2 separate regions of the Homo sapiens genome follow, and region 1 is linked to region 2. Evidence: read pairs that join two places in POLR2A ChIA-PET (ENCODE). Cell type or tissue: MCF 10A. All regions are shown on one strand. Region 1 overlaps EPGN (epithelial mitogen). Region 2 holds the start of AREG (amphiregulin).

Region 1 (5,000 bases), 130 kb after region 2:
CTCCTTCTAACCAAAGTTACAAAAGATATAGAGCGCTGGCACAAACAAAATAGGACCAGAGCTCTATATTTTTTATTTTTCAAAAGAGGCTAGATTTTTAAAAATAGTAAAAGAGCTTGGTTTTTAAATGTGGGCTTGATTTAAAACAAACACCACGAAAGCTAAAGGGAATATGTCTGTGGAATAGATCTGCTTATCGGCATCACATTTCCAATGTACAACTTCCAACCAGGAAGGGAATGTGGAGGTCATCTTCAGAGTCTAACTTCTCCACTTAACAGGCAAGGATATCATATCCAAAGAGTCCCAGTAAAGTTCAGATCACACAGCTGAACTAGAAGACCGGTCATTTTAGTGCCAAACTATTGCACAGATTTTTTAAAATGTTATTTTCCAATTTTTTTCCTAAGCTGGACCACCGCTACTTACTGCTTTTCTGCAAGGTGCATGGGGGGCTGGGGTAGGATTGAGGATAATGTGGAGAGAAGGGGGTTGATGAGATTTTACTGTAGACATGACAATCACTTGGATTCCTCACCCCTCATCTCAAAAACAACCTGAGTCAGGTATGTCTCAATAAAGCTAAAAAAATGTTGGGAAATAGCTTGTAGCCAAGATTAGAATATTTCCAGTATTCTCTAGGAATACTGGCTACAGGTTAGAGTAGAATATTCCCAATATTCCAAGAGAGTGCTCTAAGAGAATACTCCTCATTCCTTGAGTCATGAGGATAAGCCAGAATTCCTTTACAGTATACAGTCTCTCCCCAGACTGTGCACTCAACTGTCAGCAGGCACTTGACGTTGATCTGACCTCACCCTGAGGGTGTTATACATATCTTAATAATTTGCAGACGACAGCAGGGGAATTTTGTGGTTGATCCATGACAAATATTATCATTTTGTGGCCAGGTGTGGTGGCTCACGCCAGTAATCCAGCACTTTGGGAGGCTGAGACGGGCGGATCACAAGGTCAAGAGATTGAGACCATCCTGGCCAACATGGTGAAACCCCGTCTCTACTAAAAATACAAAAATTAGCTGGGCGTGGTGGCGGGCGCCTGTAGTCCCAGCTGCTTGGGAGGCTGAGGCAGAAGAATTGCTTGAACCTGGGAGGTCGAGGTTGCAGTGAGCTGAGATCACACCACTGCACTCCAGCCTGGCGACAGAGCGAGACTCCATCTCAAAAAAAAAATTATTATTTTCTATATTTTAAGAAAATAACTTTTTTCAATTGCATACTAATTACTTGGGCATACTTTTAAGTTCACTAAGAAATTATCCCTCAACAGTAATATTTTTCATAAAATATTGGGAAGCATTATTATATAGAGCTTAGATGTTAGATGAAGAACTCTGACATCAGATGCATCTGGTTCAGGCTGAGGCCCTGTGACCTTGAACAAGTGATTCCCTTCTCTAAGCCTCAATTACACACAAGCATGGATTAACTAAAATAATGCAATTGATGCTTTCAAACATTGCAAGTGCTCATAAATGGTTACTGTATTACATTATTGCTTTAACTTGATTTGTTAAGGAACTTAATATTGAATTAATTTTTAGTGTGATTTTAAAGATCTAGAGATGCCATTTTTTTCTTTTCAGAAAGATGTGAATCCTAATTAATACCATCTTAGGAGATCGAGACTATCCTGGCCAACGTGGTGAAACCCCGTCTCTACTAAAAATACAAAAATTAGCTGGGTGTGGTGGCACACACCTGTAGTCCCAGCTACTCAAGAGGCTGAGTCAGAAGAATCACTTGAACCAGGGAGGCGGGGGTTGCAGTGAGCTGAAATTGTGCTACTGCACTTCAGCCTGGTGACAGAGTGAGACTCCATCTCAAAAAAAAAAAAAACAAAAAAAAAGAAGAATACCCTCTTAAAGATCAGTAATACTGCTAGTTTGACAGCTGGTTGACTGTAGACTTAACCAAATTTTAATCTAGATGACGTATGCCCCAATAATATCTGAGACATAAAAAATGACAAAGAAAGGCCATGAGGTGGTTAGATAAGACCTGACTGAACAATTCAGTTCTTCTTGTTAACACATAATCACATTTCTAATCTTTATGAGATGTTTCTTTGGAAGCTGTGGGTATTGCCGACAATCTGGAACATCCATCATGTTTAGTTTTGGAAGAGAAGTAAAATATAATACTATTTTACTTGTATTCACATGGATATTCTCAAGGGGCCTAGACTTAAAATTCTTAGAAAATTAACTGCTTAAGCTCTTATACTCTGAGCTGGGCACTGATTGATTAAATAATTAATAAAAATTGAATACTTAATAAAAATGCAGAATTTAGAAAAGACATTTCTGAATGTGCTACTGAATAGGTCTGAGCCAAAGATTTGGACAAAAATGTGGGCTCACCCAGATTAGCAGTGCTAGACACTGGCAAATTAAGTTTCAACATTTATAGTTCATCTTGGCAGCTACTCATGTCCTGATGTCATGCAGCCATGATGTAAGCGAGAAAGAGTGATGTTTTGCAATAGACGGATTTTGGTAACCCTTCCCATGAGTGTAGGTAGTAGGATACCAATATTTATATCACTTCACAGAAAGCATGTTACATTTTGTAATGCAGAGACATTAAATGGCTTCCTCATGGTCCTCTGCATAGATGAATTGTCCTCATGTTTAACATCAAAAGCTTAAATTGCTGATGTTTGTTATTTTCTTATGACTTTTTTCTCAATTAGATATAATGAATGGAAATCTTGACATCACCAAAACGAACATGTTAAAATTAAAGGATTAGATTTGTATTGTGCCAGGAAAGACTAAAAGATGAACTATGTTATAATTTCATCCTTTTCAAACTTTATGAAAACACAACTATACAAAAAGCTACCTTGGGGAAAGAGAATATAATGACAAGCATTTTTAATTACTTTTTTTGCAAATTTACTGGCTCCAGGATGGCTGACATTATATTCTGTGCCCCATCCTCATTATACTCTGAAATGCTAAATAATAAAGCACTCATGAATACTGATGACTTAAGGATGTGTTCTCAAATAATTGGAGGATAGACGAAGGGAAGTGACAAAATGGGGAATGAAAGAAATTGATGAACCTCTTGGCTGGTGTAATGTAGTCAAAGATGCCAGAAACATGTTGGCATTTGTTTCCTAAATAATCCACCCTCAATTAATGACACAACTGATTGATAGCTGAAAGTGTAGTTCTGAAGCACAAACTTTACTGAAAGGCTCTTTTTAGGGTCTTCTTACATATAGAAAAAAATGAAACAATTTCCAAATATATTTATGCATTTTCCTCTTAAGTTCTGCTTAGGTACTTAAACATTGACAGATGTGGTTCTAGCTCCATAGGAATGTCAGAGATTCCTTCCTACAAAATTAATGGTAGGAACTACAAGGATCACAAGATTGTTTTATATGAAATATCATAAACAGATGGTTATCATAAGCCACACTCTGAGTTTCCATACAATCTCACAGGGTAGATTTTATGTTGTTAATAAGTACTATTCTATAGGTGAACAAAGTTGAATCTCATGAGTATTTGTTTTGGTTAACATTTTGGTTTTGCAACCTGAGGATTTTAATTCTTTTCCTGATGTTCTAATTTTAATTATATTGTGTTTATAATTTATAAGTATTTATAGACAACAAATATTTATAATCTTTAAGGTTATCACCCCTCCATACTCCAGCATTAATTTCTTTTTCCTTTTATCAGGAGGCAATTCTTAATTAATTAAAGGCAATCCTGTATTGTTTCTTCCCATACTCTCCCCAGCTCTTTTACATCTTTTTGAAATACTCAGGAAGAGAAACGCTTTCTAGGTGTGGTCTGTCACTGGAGTCACTGGGAGGAAACTTCAACTCTCCACTCCTTGGTATGATGTAAGCTTTGCATACTGTGTGAAAACATTCAGAAAGTGCTGACTGCAATCCGTTTGCATTAAATTCCTTCTGAAGGAAAAACAAAACAAGTTAAATACCTTCTACTCAAAGGAAAGCAGAATTTTAAGTTTGGTTTAGGAATGAATGAAAAGTTATAATTTAATGTAAATGAAAGGCTTGTTGCTGGACTGCCATTGCAAGAATAGTCAAGTTTGATCCTCTTTTCACCACTCATGATCAAAATTGTCTTGCTTATCTACATCACAAATGGAAAAAAAAAGAGTCCATTGTTTTAGATTGAATCTTAAAAAATGATAGCTATTATTACTCTTTAATATTTTATATTTCCTTCAAAAATAAATTATTATTTTACAAACTAAACCCTAAAACATACCTAAGATAATATCGAGTAGTGTGTTTCAGGGTTAGAGGTGGGGTTGAGGTCCATCTCAACATGCTGATGTTGAGGATCTCACCGGCAATGCAGATTTGGAAAAACATTTCCTTATTCCACTGTCAAGTTTTAGAGCTAAGAGGGCCTTGTAGAAGATGAAACAAAAGCACAAATAAATTAAGCGACCTGCATATGACTGTTTGAATTAAGTGGCAGAAATATAACTAAGAGGAAGGATACTGATTTTTTTTTTTTTTTTTGAGATGGAGTTTCGCTCTTGTCACCCAGGTTGGAGTGCAGGGTTGCCATCTCGGCTCACTACAACCTCTGCCTCCTGGGTTCAAGTGATTGTCCTGTGTCAGCCTCTGGAGTAGCTGGGATTACAGGCATGCACCACCACGCCCAGCTAATTTTTGTATTTTTAGTAGAGACAGGGTTTCACCATGTTGGCCAGGCTGGTCTCAAACTCCTGACCTCAGGTGCTCCATCCGCCTCGGCCTCCCAAAGTGCTAGGATTACAGGCGTGAACCACCACGCCTGGCCTGGATACTGATTATTATTATTTTGACTGTTACTCCATTTTTTTTCTCTCCCTCTATGTGCAAATCTGTTAACAAGTGTTCAAAAATGATAAAGAAAGTTTCCACATGCTGTGGTCTGGTGAAAAAATTCTATGTCCTGTTTTTCAGTTTCTATTTTAGGGCCAATTGTAGACTTT
Region 2 (5,000 bases):
TAACATCATGGACATTTAACTTAGCCTTTCGAAGGTGTTCAGCCAACATTTTCACTCTATTTCACAATGCATTGCAATTTTGAGCACTAGTCATCATTTGTACTACTAATCATTTACTTGGCCTTCTGAAGTGTTAACAACTTGAAACATGTTTAAGAGAACAGTTTCTAGACACCTTGATGGGTCTAATCTCATGCCTTCAAAAATAAGCACAAATGAACCCCTTACCCACCTCACAGAAAAGCACACTTTGAGAAGGAAGGGAATTAAGTGGAGTGTTCGCTAAAGGTTTTCTCACTTCCCACTCACCCAAGTCACTGTCCCTCTGGTACCACTTGATGTCCCTTCACCAGTTCTGAGAACCAGACAAGAGGGGGAGAAGCCAGGGAAACTCAAGTCAGGACAGAAAAGGCCTTCAACAGCTCTGAAACCATCTTGCCCTGCCTCTGTAGTGGATGCTCTTAGGATATTTAGATCTTATTTACTGTTAACTTCTTCTTCCTTCAGACTCCAAAGTATGCAATATTTCTCTCTTACTTTGGTACTTTCACTCCAAGCAAAGGGCCTTTTTAAAATATGAGATAACAGGAAAGTGAAAGAAACCATGGGTTATATAACTAACAAATGGGATTTGGGGTTAAAGAGTGATTTTAGCAATACAAAATCTAAGTATATTCACCCTTCTTTAATATTTCCAGATGGCATTATTATTATTATTCCATCAGCTTCTCATCACCTAGTACTTAAACGCTAAAGTCTAATGCCTCCTGTCCCATTACTTCCTTGTCCCCTTATTTGTGTTAAAATGCAGTTATCTGGGGAAGGGTGGTGTTGGGGAAGGGGATACAAAAGCTAAGATACAAAGTAGATAGGAATGGTTAATGTCTAAATTTGTCTCTCAGAATGGGGGTCATGTAGCATAGTGGGAAAGAGCTTAGTGTCTCTTCTGCATAGAATCAAACAGACTGGAGCTCTAATTCTAGCTCATCTGCTTGTCACCTGTAGAACCTAGAGCAAAACCTTTTTCGGCTTCAGTTATCACATCTGTAAAATGAGGATAACAATTCCTACTTAAAGTCATTGTGAAGATTAGGTTTAAAAATGAGACATACACCATTTATGATCACTCTGGCCATATAGGATGTGCCCACATTATGGTTCTTTTTGTCACAGTTTACCTAGGGGCTATCCAACAGATATACAATAAAGCCACTAGAAAATCTGGGGAGCAGCTTTACTTCTGAAGCAGCTTTGCTCATATAAACCCACATCTCACAGGCCATATTTTTGCTTTATCCCCTACTCACCTCTGACTGAATCATCGACAATATAGCCAGGTATTTGTGGTTCGTTATCATACTCTTCTGAGTAGTCATAGTCGGCTCCCGAGGACGGTTCACTACTAGAAGGCATTTCACTCACAGGGGAAATCTCACTCCCTGAAGACATCTCACTTCTTGAGGTAACCTCAAATCCATCAGCACTGTGGTCCCCAGAAAATGGTTCACGCTTCCCAGAGTAGGTGTCATTGAGGTCCAATCCAGCAGCATAATGGCCTGCAGGGGAGGGAATAAAGGAAGAAAAGAAAAGGTAAAGTAGGGTGCCTTTCGAGTCAGCTGTGTTAGGTAGAAAAGTTTATCTTTTGACATCAAAGCAGTTATTGCACATGTGCTATTGTTTGTGATTGAGTCATTTCTATGAAAGAAACTTTACATTTTTGCCAGCAAGCAAATTCAGCTGTCCCAATTACAGAAGTGCTTTTCTGAAGTTTTTCTTTTCCACAGATAATCCACATTAATTTCCACATCAAAAAAATCCCGCCAAATTGGCAAATTAATCTAATACAATTACTTGATGGGTAATGTCTAAAAATTCCCATCACTTCACATTCCAAATGCATTTCTTTTTTTGCTAGAATGCCATCCTGGCCTATTTCGGTAGGTTTTAGATACAAATATCAGATTTTCTTCAGATGTGTTCATATTTTTAAAAGATATTTTTAAAAGATGTGTTCATATTTTTAAAAGATGTGTTCATATTTTTAAAAGATATTTTTAAAAGATAATCTTTTAAAATAATATAAACAGTGGTTAATTATATCGATTATTATTGTCATTTTTCATTATCATTATTATTATTACTACATAGACAATAAACTGAGTACTAAGTAAGATTTGGGGCCCAGAGTTAAGCCACTGCTTTATCTTGCTTTTTCTTAGGTCTCAATAAAACAGCATCAGAGTGGTGCTTTTAACCTCTCGCCGGGATACTCTAAGTCCCTCTAGGAAGGTAAAGAAGAAATCACTAGACAGAGATGGAGAATTAGGCAGGAGGCAGCAAACACTGCTGGGTCCAATATCTGCGGAAATCACTTCACCTCTCTAGATCTTGGTCTTTTTAATCTTTTAATCTGTGAAACGAAGGGTTAGGTTCAAATGATCTCTCCCGTCTTCTCAGCTGAACTAAAGAAAAAGTACAGCGATTCTCTGGGACACCTTGTCCTGGACGTTTGAGACATCTGCCCTTCTCTTTTCCTCCTAGGGAGGGAGCTACAGTGATCACCTCCTGCGGCGCAGGGTCGGGGGAACTAAAGGGCGATTTTTAGAGAAGCAAGAGCCAAACTCAAGAGGCAAAACCTGCCATGGGAGGAGAGCCCAGCAGTTCAGCGCCGGTGAATCCTCACCTGAGCCGAGTATCAAGAGCGACAGCACCACCGGCGCCGGCGGTAGCAGCGGGGCTCTCATTGGTCCTTCGCAGCGGCGGCGTCTCGGTCTCTGGGGCAACTCGGTCTCTGGGACACGAGCTGCCGCCAAAACGAGCGGGTGTTGGAAGAGCGAGTGGAGACCGGGAGTGTGCGCCGCTCTCGAAGGCTTGGGGAGCTCGGGGCGGCGGGCGCGGCGCCTCGGGCTGTCCCGGGACCTCTGGGGCGCTGGCACCCAGGTGTGCGAACGTCTGTAGGGCGGCGCGCACCTGCCGCTTTATAGGCTCAGCCGGGAGGGGGCCGCAGCCCATGACGTCAAGGCCCGGCCGTGGGTGGAGGCAGGCGGCGCCCCAGAAGGTGCTACCCGAAAACCACGCGCGGAGGACACACGCCCCGCCTCCCTCGTGCGTAAGGATTCGCTGAGAGGAAGTGGAACTTAAACCTCTAGCTGCAAGCCGTTTTTGAGGGCGAGCAGGACTGGAGTTCCGGAGCTAGTACCTGACAGAAGTCCAGATGTTTCAAACTCTGACAACCTCTTTGTATACTTAACATCTACAACAGACAGGGATTAAATAGAAGAGTTCCGTATTTAGATGTAAAAGTACTTTAAGACCAAGAGTGACTTTGCCTGATGTTTCCAACAAGGATAAAGGACGAGAGAACTCAATGAGGAATTGCTTCATGTAGGATGGGCTTCTATCTCAATCAAGAGCCCCTTCCCACCCATTTCTGTGAAGTGGCCAGAATTTCAAATCCCCTCACTCCCTATTTCTTTATGTGGCCCAGGGGCCTCATCAACATTAATATTTATTGATGATTTATTATTGCCAAATTATGCACTTAAAATTTTACCTACACCATCTCACAGCCGATAATGTTCAAAGCCAGGTGGATATGAATTCTTCATCTGACTCTGAAATCTGCTGTTTTCCTCTCTGATGAATTTAGGTTTAAACTGATCCTTGAAAAGAGGGTTTCTGGGAAGAACAATATTTAGCCTAAAGGATAATTTCTACTGGTGGCATACTGGCATTTAGGTGAAGAGTAGTGCTCTAGACTGTGCCTCTCAAATCCCAAGATAAAAAGGTCAGCGTTGAGGGCCCACTTACAACCTAGTAGGATATTTAATCATGACAAGTAGATAAAATGAAGCGGAGACAGGAAGCTACTTAATTTGACTAACTTGGATGTACTGTCAACTAAAGAACTGGATTTTTCTTGACTTGAGGAAGAGAAAAAGCATTGTTCATTTTCCTTCACCTGGAGATATGATTCTTTCCTGATTGTTTCAGTAACACAGCCCTTTTAAGAATGTAGGTCAGGCCAGGCGCAGTGGCTCATGCCTGTAATCCCAGCACTTTGGGAAGCCGAGGCGGGTGGATCACCTGAGGTCAGGAGTTCGAGAGCAGCCTGGCCAAGATGGCAAAACCCCATCTTTACTAAAAATACAAAGGAAATTAGCTGGGCGTGATGGCGCGCGCCTGTAGTCCCAGCTACTCGGGTGGGCTGAGGCAGGAGACTCCCTTGAACCCGGGAGGCAGACGTTGCAGTGAGCCAAGGTCATGCCACTGTACTCCATCATGGGTGATAGAGCAAGACTCCGACTCAAAATAATAATAATAATAATAATAATAATAATAATAATAATAATAACGTGAGTCACAGTGCATCTGTCCTAATTCTGGAAATTTTTTTTTAAAAATCACTTATTTTTAATGGTATATCACAGTGCGTAGTCCAAATAATATCATGCATTTAGTAGAATGAAATAATCATGAATCATGCCTTCTATTCCACATTTGTTGAGAGTGTATTTTGTGTGAGCCACCTGCTTTATATTTTATGAAGGGGAGCAGTATAGGTTCACCAGGAGCTCAGTGGTGTGGGCCAGATACATAGATAAGTAATTCTAATAGATCACATGATGAGAAGGGTTCAGAGTGCCATGGAAAAAAAGGACATGGTTTAATTTTGCCTCTGTTTAATGGAAAGCTCTGTGGAAAGATGAAGAGGCCCCTCAAAGGCCTTCCCAGCAAATCTTTTACATGGAATAAAGACCTGATGTGAGGGTATGACCAAGTATGGGAAATAAGGCTAGAAAAGTGTCATGCCCATTCCAAAGTGAAGTAGGGGCCTGCACTGTTATCTGTTCTGGTGGATGAGGCAATTGTGATTCAGAGAGATTGAGAGACTTGCCCAAAGATTTCAAAAGATTCTTTTGGAGACTTTGTTTGGAGCTCACGCAGTTGGTCTACACTGTTGCACCTTTATGCTCCCATAGGCTTCATTTCTGTTCTAG

What was found. ChIA-PET counts read pairs that join two places held together with the same protein. Peaks named below come from ENCODE experiments on the same cell type or tissue, not always from the same donor. Only the 100,000 strongest peaks of a DNase experiment are listed, where the experiment ranks them.
Region 1: POLR2A ChIA-PET joins it to region 2 with 12 read pairs; 3 of 35 experiments call an interaction of 5 or more read pairs at or near these places.

Annotation. Positions count from the first base shown.
Region 1 is chr4:74,315,495-74,320,494 of GRCh38, reverse strand. It overlaps EPGN (epithelial mitogen), which reads right to left. Exons shown (of 5, transcript NM_001270989.2): 5 at 3,706-5,000. The region is part of intron 2 of LOC105377276 (a long non-coding RNA gene); the gene reads left to right. Among named protein-coding and RNA genes, the nearest start is that of EPGN, 9.5 kb to the right of the region's middle. In MCF 10A, no CTCF peak of the experiment used is centred here; a DNase peak (open chromatin) is centred at 2,464.
Region 2 is chr4:74,443,090-74,448,089 of GRCh38, reverse strand. AREG (amphiregulin) reads right to left here and starts at 2,954. Exons shown (of 6, transcript NM_001657.4): 1 at 2,684-2,954; 2 at 1,308-1,556. The coding sequence starts at 2,744. RefSeq lists a silencer at 1,487-1,687. In MCF 10A, CTCF peaks have their summits at 2,340 and 2,547; DNase peaks (open chromatin) are centred at 2,579 and 3,059.